Linked DNA regions of Homo sapiens: region 2 is linked to region 1. The links are chromatin loops, found by intact Hi-C in ENCODE. Cell type or tissue: heart left ventricle. All regions are shown on one strand. Links, peaks and the distances in the headings refer to the core of each region. The heading gives the core; the rest is flanking DNA. Region 1 overlaps ABCC9 (ATP binding cassette subfamily C member 9). Region 2 overlaps KCNJ8-AS1 (KCNJ8 antisense RNA 1).

Region 1 (5,392 bases), core at 340-5,339:
TAATAGACTCTGTATCTTGAATTCCACCTGCAAAAAACAAAATACTGACACCTGAAACAGGAAGGGCAGAACAGGCCATTCATTTGGTTACTTTGTAATGCATTTGTTACTATGTCTTCTCCTTGCTTTCTGTGTATTAGAATCCTTCCAAGATTTGCAATCTAGTCTTATTACTAGAACTCTCCCTTAAAAATTAATACAAAATATTAAGGAGTATTTTATTTTCATTTCCGATGGGCAAAGATATATTTTGGCAAGAAACGTTTGTTGATTTATTGCAAGGTTCCAGGCATATCTGCTGACAGAAGTCAAGGTTCAAGGTCCTTTGTGTATGCTTTGCCTCCATCCATTGTATTTATATGTCAGTAACTTTATATGGATAAACACGTGTACACACGCACACATGCACACCCCTCTAGACAATCTCAGAGATCCATTGTGAGACCAGTCAGATTCACTGTCGCTCTGCTCTTCTGAGTGAACTGAGAGTTTTCATTGGAACCAGGTGTATTTAAATATAAATACTATAATCCAAGAACATATGCCACAGTAGGAGTGTTAAATAAGGTAAATGACTTCTCCTGGGAAATAACCTTTTCTCTCAATTGTGCACATATAAATGACCTCATTACTACTGTGTTTCTGTGGGCATGTCCACATCACTGGAGACAGAATTTTAGTTTGGAATAACTGGATCTTGCGTGAGAAAAATGAAGTTGAGATATAGTACCTTGGAGACTAGGGTGTGAACTGTTCTCTACACCCCACAGCTGGATATATTCTGTATTCTGCCTTGTAAGTCTTTTTTTTTTTAAAGTAATGAAAATTTCTAATTGGCCCAGTACATCTGCATTGATCTTATCTATGGTATCAACACAACCCCCTCTTTGTTGTATTACTCAGTAAGTTCACATAAATATCTGCTTCTAGCAAATATTCTTAGAGTTCCCAGAGCAGGAATGCAACCAAAATGATATAAAGAAGGTCACTTCATTGGACATAAATTAGAAGAGGCAAGCAGGATTTCTTCACACAGATTTCACCAACTCTAATTCATGGACTCAGAGCCATAATGGAAATGGGAGAAAACATGATATCATTGCTTTCTGTGGCTATCTTTCCCCTCCCTTCCTCTTTATGCCTAGTTTTAACTTTCCAAAGCCATGTCACTGCTATTGACAGAAAATCTCAAGAAAGAAGAGAGAGAAACCAGAGTAGAAACGCCTTTTGTTGAATTTGGGACGTTCTCCGAACCTCATCCAATTTTTGTTTATCTTTTTTTTTAAATTATACTTTAAGTTCTGGGATACATACGCAGAACATGCATGTTTGTAACATAGGTATACGCATGCCATGGTGGTTTGCTGCACCCATCAACCCGTGATCCACATTGGGTATTTCTCCTAATGCTATCCCTCCCCTAGCCCCCCACCCCCGGACAGATCCCAATGTATAATGTTCCCCTCCCTGTGTCCATGTGTTCTCATTGTCTAACTCCCACTTATGAGTGAGAACATGCGATGTTTGGTTTTCTGTTCCTGTGTTAGTTTGCTGAGGATGATGGTTTCCAGCTTCATCCATGTCCCTACAAAGGACATAAACTCATCCTATTTTATGGTTGCATAGTATTCCATGGTGTATATGTGCCATGTTTTCTTTATCCAGTCTATCATTGATGGGCATTTGGGTTGGTTCCAAGTCTCTGCTATTGTGAGCAGTGCTGCAATAAACATATATGTGCATGTATCGTTATAGTAGAATGATTTATAATCCTTTGAGTATATACCCAGTAATGGGATTGCTGGGTCAAATGGTATTTCTGGTTCTAGATCCTTGAGGAATGGCCACACTGTCTTCCACAATGGTTGAACTAATTTACCCTCCCACTAACAGTGTAAAAGCGTTCCTATTTCTCCACATCGTCTCTAGCATCTGTTGTTTCCTGACTTTTTAATGATTGCCATTCTAACTGGCATAAGATGGTATCTCATTGTGGTTTTGATTTGCATTTCTGTAATGACCAGTGATGATGAGCTTTTTTTCATATGTTGAGATAGAGACATGAAAAACCCTTCAAAAAATCAGTGAATCCAGAAGCTGGTTTTTTGAAAAGATCAACAAAATAGATCAACAAAAAAGATCAACAAAAAAGATCAACAAAATAGTCTGACTGCTAGCCAGACTAATAAAGAAGAAAAGAGAAAAGAATCAAATACATGCAATAAAAAATGATAAAGGGGATATCACCACTAATCCCACATCAATACAAACTACCATCAGAAAATGCAATAAACACCTCTATGCAAATAAACTAGAAAATCTAGAAGAAATGAATAAATTTCTGGACACACACACCCTCCCAAGACTAAACTAGGAAGAAGTCGAATCCCTGAATAGACCAATAACAAGTTCTGAAATTGAGGCAATAATTAGTAGCCTACCAACCAAAAAAAGCCCAGGACCAGATGGATTCACAGCCAAATTCTACTGGAGGTACAAAGAGATGCTGGTATCATTCCTTCTGAAACTATTCCAAACAATTGAAAAAGAGGGACTCCTCCCTAACTCATTTTATGAGGCCAGCATCATCCTGATGCCAAAACCTAGTAGAGACACAACAGAAAAGGAAAATTTCAGACCAATATCCCTGATGAACATCATTGCAAAAATCCTCCATAAAATACTGGCAAACTGAATCCAGCAACACATCAAAAAGCTTATCCACCACGATCAAGTCGGCATCATCCCTGGGATGCAAAGCTGGTTCAACATACGCAAATCAATAAACGTAATCCATCACATCAACAGAACCAATGACAAAAACCACATGATTATCTTAATAGATGCAGAAAAGGCCTTCGATAAAATTCAACACCCCTTCATGCTAAAAACGCTCAAAAAACTAGATATCAATGGAACGTATCTCAAAATAATTGTTTATGTTTTTAAAAAAATACAGCGCTTTCTTTTCTTTTCCAAGTCATGTTAAATAAGAGTTAAGACAATCATGATTTTTCCTCTTTGTCTACACAGATAGTTTTCCCTATGGAAGATCTAGCCTTGCCCACCATATTCATATCATATTCATTTTGAATTGGGAAAAAAATAAAGGCCATAACACACTCAAATCATAAAAGGACAAGAGACTAAAAGAATAAAATAATTTGGCTGGTAGAAAGCGGCTAGACTGTGGCTGGCCACCGGACTTGCTTTGGCAGCAGAGCGGACTGTTTTTCCTCTGGGTGCCAAGTGAAGCCGGCCGCGGTTGAGTGCAATGTGTCACTACAGCCTAACCTCTGATTGCTGCTTGCGTCCTCTCGTTCAGCACAGTCTTTTCTCTTCATCCCTTTGGACTAAACAATTCCAGTTCTTTGGCATTGGTGTTTTCAGTTGCAAAAATGGTGTAACTTTATCTAAAGGCTGTCTTTCCAAGGCTTTGTCTTGCTGTGTGGTGGAAGGATAAAAGAAAATTCACATGAAGAAGCCAAAAATAAATACTTTAGAGTCAACAGGCTAAAGTGAAAATGGTCTTTAGGGTGAGCTTGCACAAGAGTCTATTTTGTGAGACAACACTGCTTTTTTGTGTGTTCACAATTCAACGACAGACAGGGATGCAGTGATCTCGTAATTTGAAGGCCCTAATATATTCTTGCAGATACCCAGTGGTACAATAATGTGCTCCTGAGTGCTATATGAAGGAGAGGGATCACATACTTTTGGGTTGCTATTAACTATTTACAAGGCTGCCTTATAGAGAATTACAGTTTTCATTATAATTCCAAATATAGATAGATGTCTTTGAATCACTAGAAATCTGAAAAGAGACCTCTCTTTCGACATGGGAATCTTCTGGTGGGGAGTATTGAATTCACAGAATTGATGGAAGCTGTAATTTACTATTCTACAGATAAAAGCCCTCTTTTGAATGTAGATAATTCATCTGTGTTGTAACTTCTGTTTCCTAAGTTGAGTCTCCCATTTCATTGTATCATTTGGATGGAAGGTGGTTTTCACTGAGTAGATTGCTTAGGATGTGTAAGGCTATAGCAGTAGAATAAATGCTATTAGTGATCCCCAAGTATTAGCTGTCTTCTGTGAAAGTTATGCAGACCATCTGCTTCTCCTTTCTTAGTTTATTGCCTCTAAGCCATTTGCTTCTCACGTATTTGCAAAGGAATGGAAAGATGTAACCGTAGGGTCACTTTGTGAATCATTAAACTTGTTAAGTTTAACAGTAAAAGAAGTGAACATCGGAGACCTAACAAAAGCTTTTTTTTTTTTTTTTTTTGAGACGGAGTCTCACTCTGTCGCCCAGGCTAGAGTGCAGTGGCATGATCTCAGCTTACTGCAACCTCTGCCTCCCGGGTTCAAGTGATTCTTCTGCCTCAGCCTCCCGAATAGCTGGGACTACAGGTGCCTGCCATCACACCCAGCTAATTTTTGTGTAGAGATGGGGTTTCACTGTGTTAGCCAGGATGGTCTCGATCTCCTGACCTCGTGATCTGACCGCCTTGACCTCCCAAAGTGCTGGGATTACAGGAATGAGCCACTGCACCTGGCCACAAAAGCTTTTATGTTAGCTATTAATTTCACATTTCTATACTACTGTAATATTTGAAGAGAAGTGATTGAAATTTAGTGATTTTGCTGAATATTTTTTGAAAAGTGTAGTACACAAAGGAGCTTCATCCCTTATGCAAATCAAGATAAAATTCTGATCAGTAGTCTCTAAAATATTTCCAGTACTTTAGAAAAAAAAAAAACAGTTTTTAGCAGTGGTAGTAATCCAGCAGTGAGCTGGAAAGTATCTAGTTAGTAAAATTAAAAGACAGCCTGAATGACTTTTTCTTTAAAAAGAAAGTTTAAAAATATTTTTATAATAAAATAACTTTGTTATACATACTAAACTACAGATATATTGGCTTTCAAGCTATAATATCTATTTGAATTTAGTTGATTGTAGATTTTGAAAATCAGTTCCTCTTCTGAAAATTTTTGCTATAAAATGTACCTCAAAAAGCTATGCCTTTCTTTTGCTGAAGACCGGGTCAAAAATAATATTTCTAAAACATTTTAATATATGAATTTGAGCATATTTGGATTGCTGGCCTAATAACTAATAATATCTAGTGATCATATTGAAAATTATACAAGTAGTTTTGAAAACATTAACCACGTGAAAGGGGCCCAGAAAATATATATTGACTACAACTTATTGATGAGTCTTCTCCTTTTTCTCCCATCATCTGTTTTCACTTCTTTTGCTGGCCCTTTTGCCAGAATAAGACTACCTACCTGTTACCAGAATTATCATTTTAATTCAATGGAAAATAGTTTAAATTATCTTCTAATCAAATCTACCATGTCATTCTTTACAGTGGGTGAATTCAGG
Region 2 (5,392 bases), core at 87-5,086, 110 kb after region 1:
CAAAAATGTTTTCATTGGAAGAATTTACATTTATTAAGGGCACTGTGGACATTCACATTCTGTCAGTATTTGAAAGGTATATATTTTGATCTCTTTTTTAAAATAAAGAGACTAAAGATAAAGTTAAGTACCTGGAGCAAGGCCACATGGCTATTAAAGTTATCATCTAAACTAAAGCACCCCCTCAAATTCTCAAATTGTGAACTTTCTTATCGTAATAACCTCGCCATTTCCGGTTGATTTCCAACAGCTGTTTTTGTTATTGTTCTCGATGTTTTCATTTCCTGCACCCCATTTACAGAGAGTTGGTTTCAGAATAAATCTTTCCTTCAGCAAATTAATTTGTCCTGCTTTAATTCTCACCAAACGGTTCATCAAAATGTATAAGGTGGACTCTGTGGCAGTGGTTCCCAAACTTTGCTGATGTTGAAATCATCTAGGGATCTTACACTATTCGAATCCTGCTTCTACCTCCCCAGAAATTCTGATTTAGTTGGTATGGGCTGTGAACTGGAATGCCAGGTGTTTTAAAGCTCCTCAGATTATTCTAATGTACAGCAAAATTTGGTTACCACTGTCCTAGTAATTGTTTAGACTTCTCTTGGACTGAATCTCCAAAACTCCCCAGCTCCTGCTATCAGACTATATTACTCACCATCCCTGCTTATTCCAGTCATCTGAGGACCTCCAAGACCTTCCTCCTATTCTTTGAAGATGTTAGCAGTGGTAACTCCAGAGCGATTACTGCCATAATTCTTGGCGATTTCCATGTCCAGGCACATAATCCTTTCAACATTTTATCCTTTCAGATTCTTGACTCCTCTTTTGAACTGTGGTTATCTTTCACTCTACCAAAGTCACCTCTCAAAACATATCTCTGTATGTTTTACCAATAACTGCATTATTCCCAACCTCAAGTTCAATCAGGCCTCTCTCCAGCCACCACATCATATCTTTCTAGATCATTTATCTTGTCCCTTACTCAAAAAATTACTTGACTTTGGACCTCCTCCTATTATTCTATCACCTTTTTACTGTGCCTTACCCAAGTCATATTCTCACCTGCTTCTTATCCAGATTAGATTCTAGAAGTCACCAGTGTAAACACTCCCTTACATACACTCTTGACTCTTAGCCCATTTTCCCCTCCATCGTAGTCCTCTGGAAAAACTCTAAACCTAGCTAGATAGCATTCTCTATGTAGTTCTCACATGCACCAATGGAGGAGCACAGAGCTGAAAAAAGAAATGCACTCAACCATGCTCACTGGGCTCATTTTTATGACCATTAACCTCAAGTGGGCCCTCAGTGCTGCTAGGCAATTTGATTCATTTTCCTAATTCGTTCACTCACCCACTTTCAGAGTGGTGATTCTTCACTCTGAGTTGATGACCTAGATTATTATTCTGCTGAAAACTACGAATCAGTTGGGAGAGAACATTCATATGGGTCTACCCCAAACCTATTATGCCATCTTCATCTGAGCTTACATACTCCATTTTCCCTCATGCTCTGTGGATAAATCCTCTGTGTTCTTATTTAACACCACTTCTTCCACTGCACACTGGATTCTACCCCTCTCACTTACTTAAGGTAATATTTATCTCCTTCTCCAGACATCTTTTCCATTAGTATACAAATATACTCTAACAGTGCCTATTTAAAGAAAAAAGTCCTTCTTTGACCCCATATCTTCCCCTAGCTACTGCCTCATTTCCCTGATTGTCTTTACTGAAAAAGTTCTCATAGGAGTTATCTATCCTTAGTCTTTCAATTTGCTCCACAGTTATATTATTTCCCTGAATATCCTATTTTTGTTGAACCCACTCTGTAACAACTATGAAACTCTTCCATTGTAGTGCAAAAGCAATCATAGATAATATACAAAAAACTTGCAAGGCTGTGTTCTAATAAACTATATGCACACCAATAGGCATGGGCCACATTTGGTCTGTGAGCTGTAGTTTGTAGCAACTTGCATTATACAGCTCCTGTTTCTTTCCTGAACCTAGTCTGTTTAGAATGTAAACACTTGATGGCAAAGATTTTTATTAATAGTAGATCATCAATTAACAGGCATAGTATATAGTGAATTAACATTTTTAAATAAATATTGAATGTTACATAAATCTATTTCTCTTTTAGTCTTATTTTTGTAATTGTTACTTTTTTCTGTGATATTCTGAATGGGTTGAGCAGTACCAAATGATATTTTTTGTTGTTCAAGAAGTAATTGTGTATGTTTTAGTTGAAGAAAGAAAAATCCAGCTAGTGGACTTTTTTAGATTCTCTTTATGAAAAAATAAAATCAATCCTCTGCATGTTTTATGATTAGGCACATTATTATTATTGTTTGGTACCTTTGAATTGCATTTTCTTAAAAATTAAAAATGGAATTGAATCTGAATCAAATTGGATAATAACTGTGTTAGTCCATTTTGTGTTGCCATAACAGAATATATGAGGCTGGCTAATTTACAAAGGTAAGAGGTTTACTTAGTTCATGGTTCTGCAGGCTGGGTAGTATGATAAGCATGGAGCCAGCATCTGTTTAGCTTCTGGTGAAGGCCATGAGTGAGGTCAAAACGTGGCAGGGAAAGTCAAAGGGGAAACAGACAGGCATGAAGAGGAACCAAACAGAAGGAGGAAGCTCGCTTTGTAACAACCCACTCTCAAAGCAACTATTCCATTCTCAAAAGAGTGAGAACTCACTACCAGCAGAGCAGGAGGGTGACACCAAGAAATCTGTAAGAGATCCACCCCCATGACCCAAACACCTCTTATTAGGCCCAGCATCACCAAATTGGACCACATTTCAACATGAGTTATTGTTGGGACAAAGCATACTCAAGCCATGCAATAATCAAATCTATGTTCAATGTTTTAAAATAAAGTAAAATTAAATATTGACGATCACAATCCATTTTTCTGAGGGAAGTTGTTTTACTGCTACACAAGGAAAATGGTCATTTCACAAACCATGGAAGATGCACATGTGCTCAGGCTCCCGAATATACATCATGCTGGGAAACCCACATGAATCCTTGTATAGTTGTTTCCAGTGGAAGATTGCCCCAATACCATCAAATCCCACTGCCATGAAACTCTACATTTGTTAACTCAAAAATAGATGAAAAATGTCTGACTCTCAGCAGCCCATCTTACTGGCAATTGTCTATATCTACTCTGATTGCTTCCAGGATATGTTCAGGCTGAAGTATCAGTGTCTATAATTTACTTATTTATTTTTCCAGCCATATAAAAATTTTCAATTTTACGATTTATATTGAAGTTAAAGAAAGTATTGTCTTCCTGAAGTTTTTTGATCTCCTCTGTTGTGTTCCCAAATTACATCTTAAAAGCATCATCCTAGTGCTCCTGAAAGAAGTCATTATGGGAAAATAGCAAGGCCTCTCCTTTTCCTAGTGTCACAGAAAATGCAGGAAATGTTCAAAGACTGCAATGAGTTCCCCAAACACAAAATGTTTCTGCACTCAACACTTTACTAGCATTTGCAGCCACATACATTTAGACATTTGTGATTCATTACTAGACCACTATTCTCATAAGAACATAAAATAAGAATTAAGAAAATGATCATCATTCTTAACAACAGAAAATCTGCTCTTCAAAATTGCTGACAGAAAGCCAAATTAATAAATAGTATTAGTCAAACTAATTGAATTTATTTATTATCTAAAGATGCTCTTCCACACAGACAGTCTTGGAAAATAAGGCTACACTTCTTGTATTTACTCTGAAAGTAAAAATCTTGTCTGTATAGACCTTGAATTATCACTTTGTACTTTTCTAAAAACAAAAGTGCACTCAATTTACAATATGTGTTTCTAAATGAAAATAAACGACTTTCATTCAGATGTTTGTGAAACCAAACACAGACACTGTCATTTGAGAAGCAGAATTTATGGGAAAAGAAAGAGAGAAAAGATGGTTCTGGGATAGTTCAAATCCCAAAGGAAGAGAAGGACACATATCACTTAGCAAGAATTCCCATCAGAAACAGGACACATGCATTTCAGACAACAAAAAAACTGAACGGGACCCAAAAACAATAGACAGATAAGGAGGTTTAAATGAGTGAAAACTACTTTTTGTTGTTTATGTAGTAGTCTTACAAATAGATTTTAGAACAATTTTCCAGCGATAAATTTTTTAATTTTACTCAAATAAGAAAGTTGTTTAAGATATTTACTTTAATATTTTAATAAACATGGCTTTTAAAGGGCCATCCGTGTGCTAAAAAGTATCAGAATTAAAATATTTGCTTGAGGTTTACTAATGACAAAAATCTCGTGTCAGTATTTTAAAGAAAGGTAACAGATTAATAATACAGAAGCTGTGAGAGCTACTTTGGAAAGTCTCTTCTTAAAATGTCCTTTTAGAAGTAAGTTACCATCAGTTGAACACCCTACCTTTTACACCATTAGACTAGTGCATAGCCTGGAAGTTAGTTATCTTCCAGCATGGGAGGAGTGTTAGTCCAATTGAGAAGAATATACTAAATGCTATCAACTATTTTTGTTATTGCATCTCAAAGAATATTAAGGTTTAGTGCAATTCTATGCAGAATCCCAAGCAGACATGTTTAACTTGGCAAATAACTCTAAACTTCTGTAAGATAAAATGAGCAAGACAAACAAGTAGATTTTTGTGAGGAACAAAATCATAACATGAGGAATTTGTCTTACTAGATGTTAAAATTTACTATAAAGGTACAACAATCAAAACTGTGAAACTTAAACAGGAATGAATAGATCAAAGGAGTATAATCAAGACCCCAAGAATGCTCACATACAAAAAACTAGTATATGCTACATGTATGATCAGTAAGAAAATACATAATCAGCAAAAAAAAATGCATAATACATAAGAAAATAGCTGATAAGCAGAAAAAGAACTATTCCATAATGATCCTGGAAAATGTATCAATTATTTGAGAGTAAAAAAACAAATAATTCCAAGTGTATCATAAAGTTAAAAATTAAAAATTTGGGGGATTCCTCTTTCAGTTTTGGAGCCCCCCCTCTCTGTCTCTGCACGGGGGAGCTTCTTCCTCCTGCCTTCTCCCTTGTTTTTTGTCTACTAAACTCTCTACTCCTTAAAACCAAAATAAATAAATAAATAAATAAAAATTCAAAGCAGAAAAATAAAAACCAGGAGAAAATATAAACAAACATTTTCAAAGCTTTATATGGAAAAGTTAAGCTTTAAGAAATGGAAAACTCACAAAGAAAACAATTACTAGATTTAATTATTTGTAAATACTATCAAGAACTGCCAGTATCAAAATTAAAGGTAAACTCTAAAATGGAAAAATACTTCCAATAAATATGGATTCAGATAATGTCTTTAAGACATAATTAATTCTTAT

The links. Peaks named below come from ENCODE experiments on the same cell type or tissue, not always from the same donor. Only the 100,000 strongest peaks of a DNase experiment are listed, where the experiment ranks them.
Region 2: it touches region 1 in a loop (2.2-fold over the local background); 4 of 110 quality-filtered maps call a loop at or near these places.

The regions. Positions count from the first base shown.
Region 1 is chr12:21,821,687-21,827,078 of GRCh38, reverse strand. The region is part of intron 31 of ABCC9 (ATP binding cassette subfamily C member 9); the gene reads left to right. All of the region lies in intron 2 of KCNJ8-AS1 (KCNJ8 antisense RNA 1), which reads right to left. Among named protein-coding and RNA genes, the nearest start is that of KCNJ8, 50 kb to the right of the region's middle. In heart left ventricle, for the core only: no CTCF peak of the experiment used is centred there; a DNase peak (open chromatin) is centred at 3,238; H3K27ac peaks cover 807 bases.
Region 2 is chr12:21,712,812-21,718,203 of GRCh38, reverse strand. All of the region lies in intron 1 of KCNJ8-AS1 (KCNJ8 antisense RNA 1), which reads right to left. Among named protein-coding and RNA genes, the nearest start is that of KCNJ8-AS1, 53 kb to the right of the region's middle. In heart left ventricle, for the core only: no CTCF peak of the experiment used is centred there; no DNase peak of the experiment used is centred there; H3K27ac peaks cover 1,331 bases.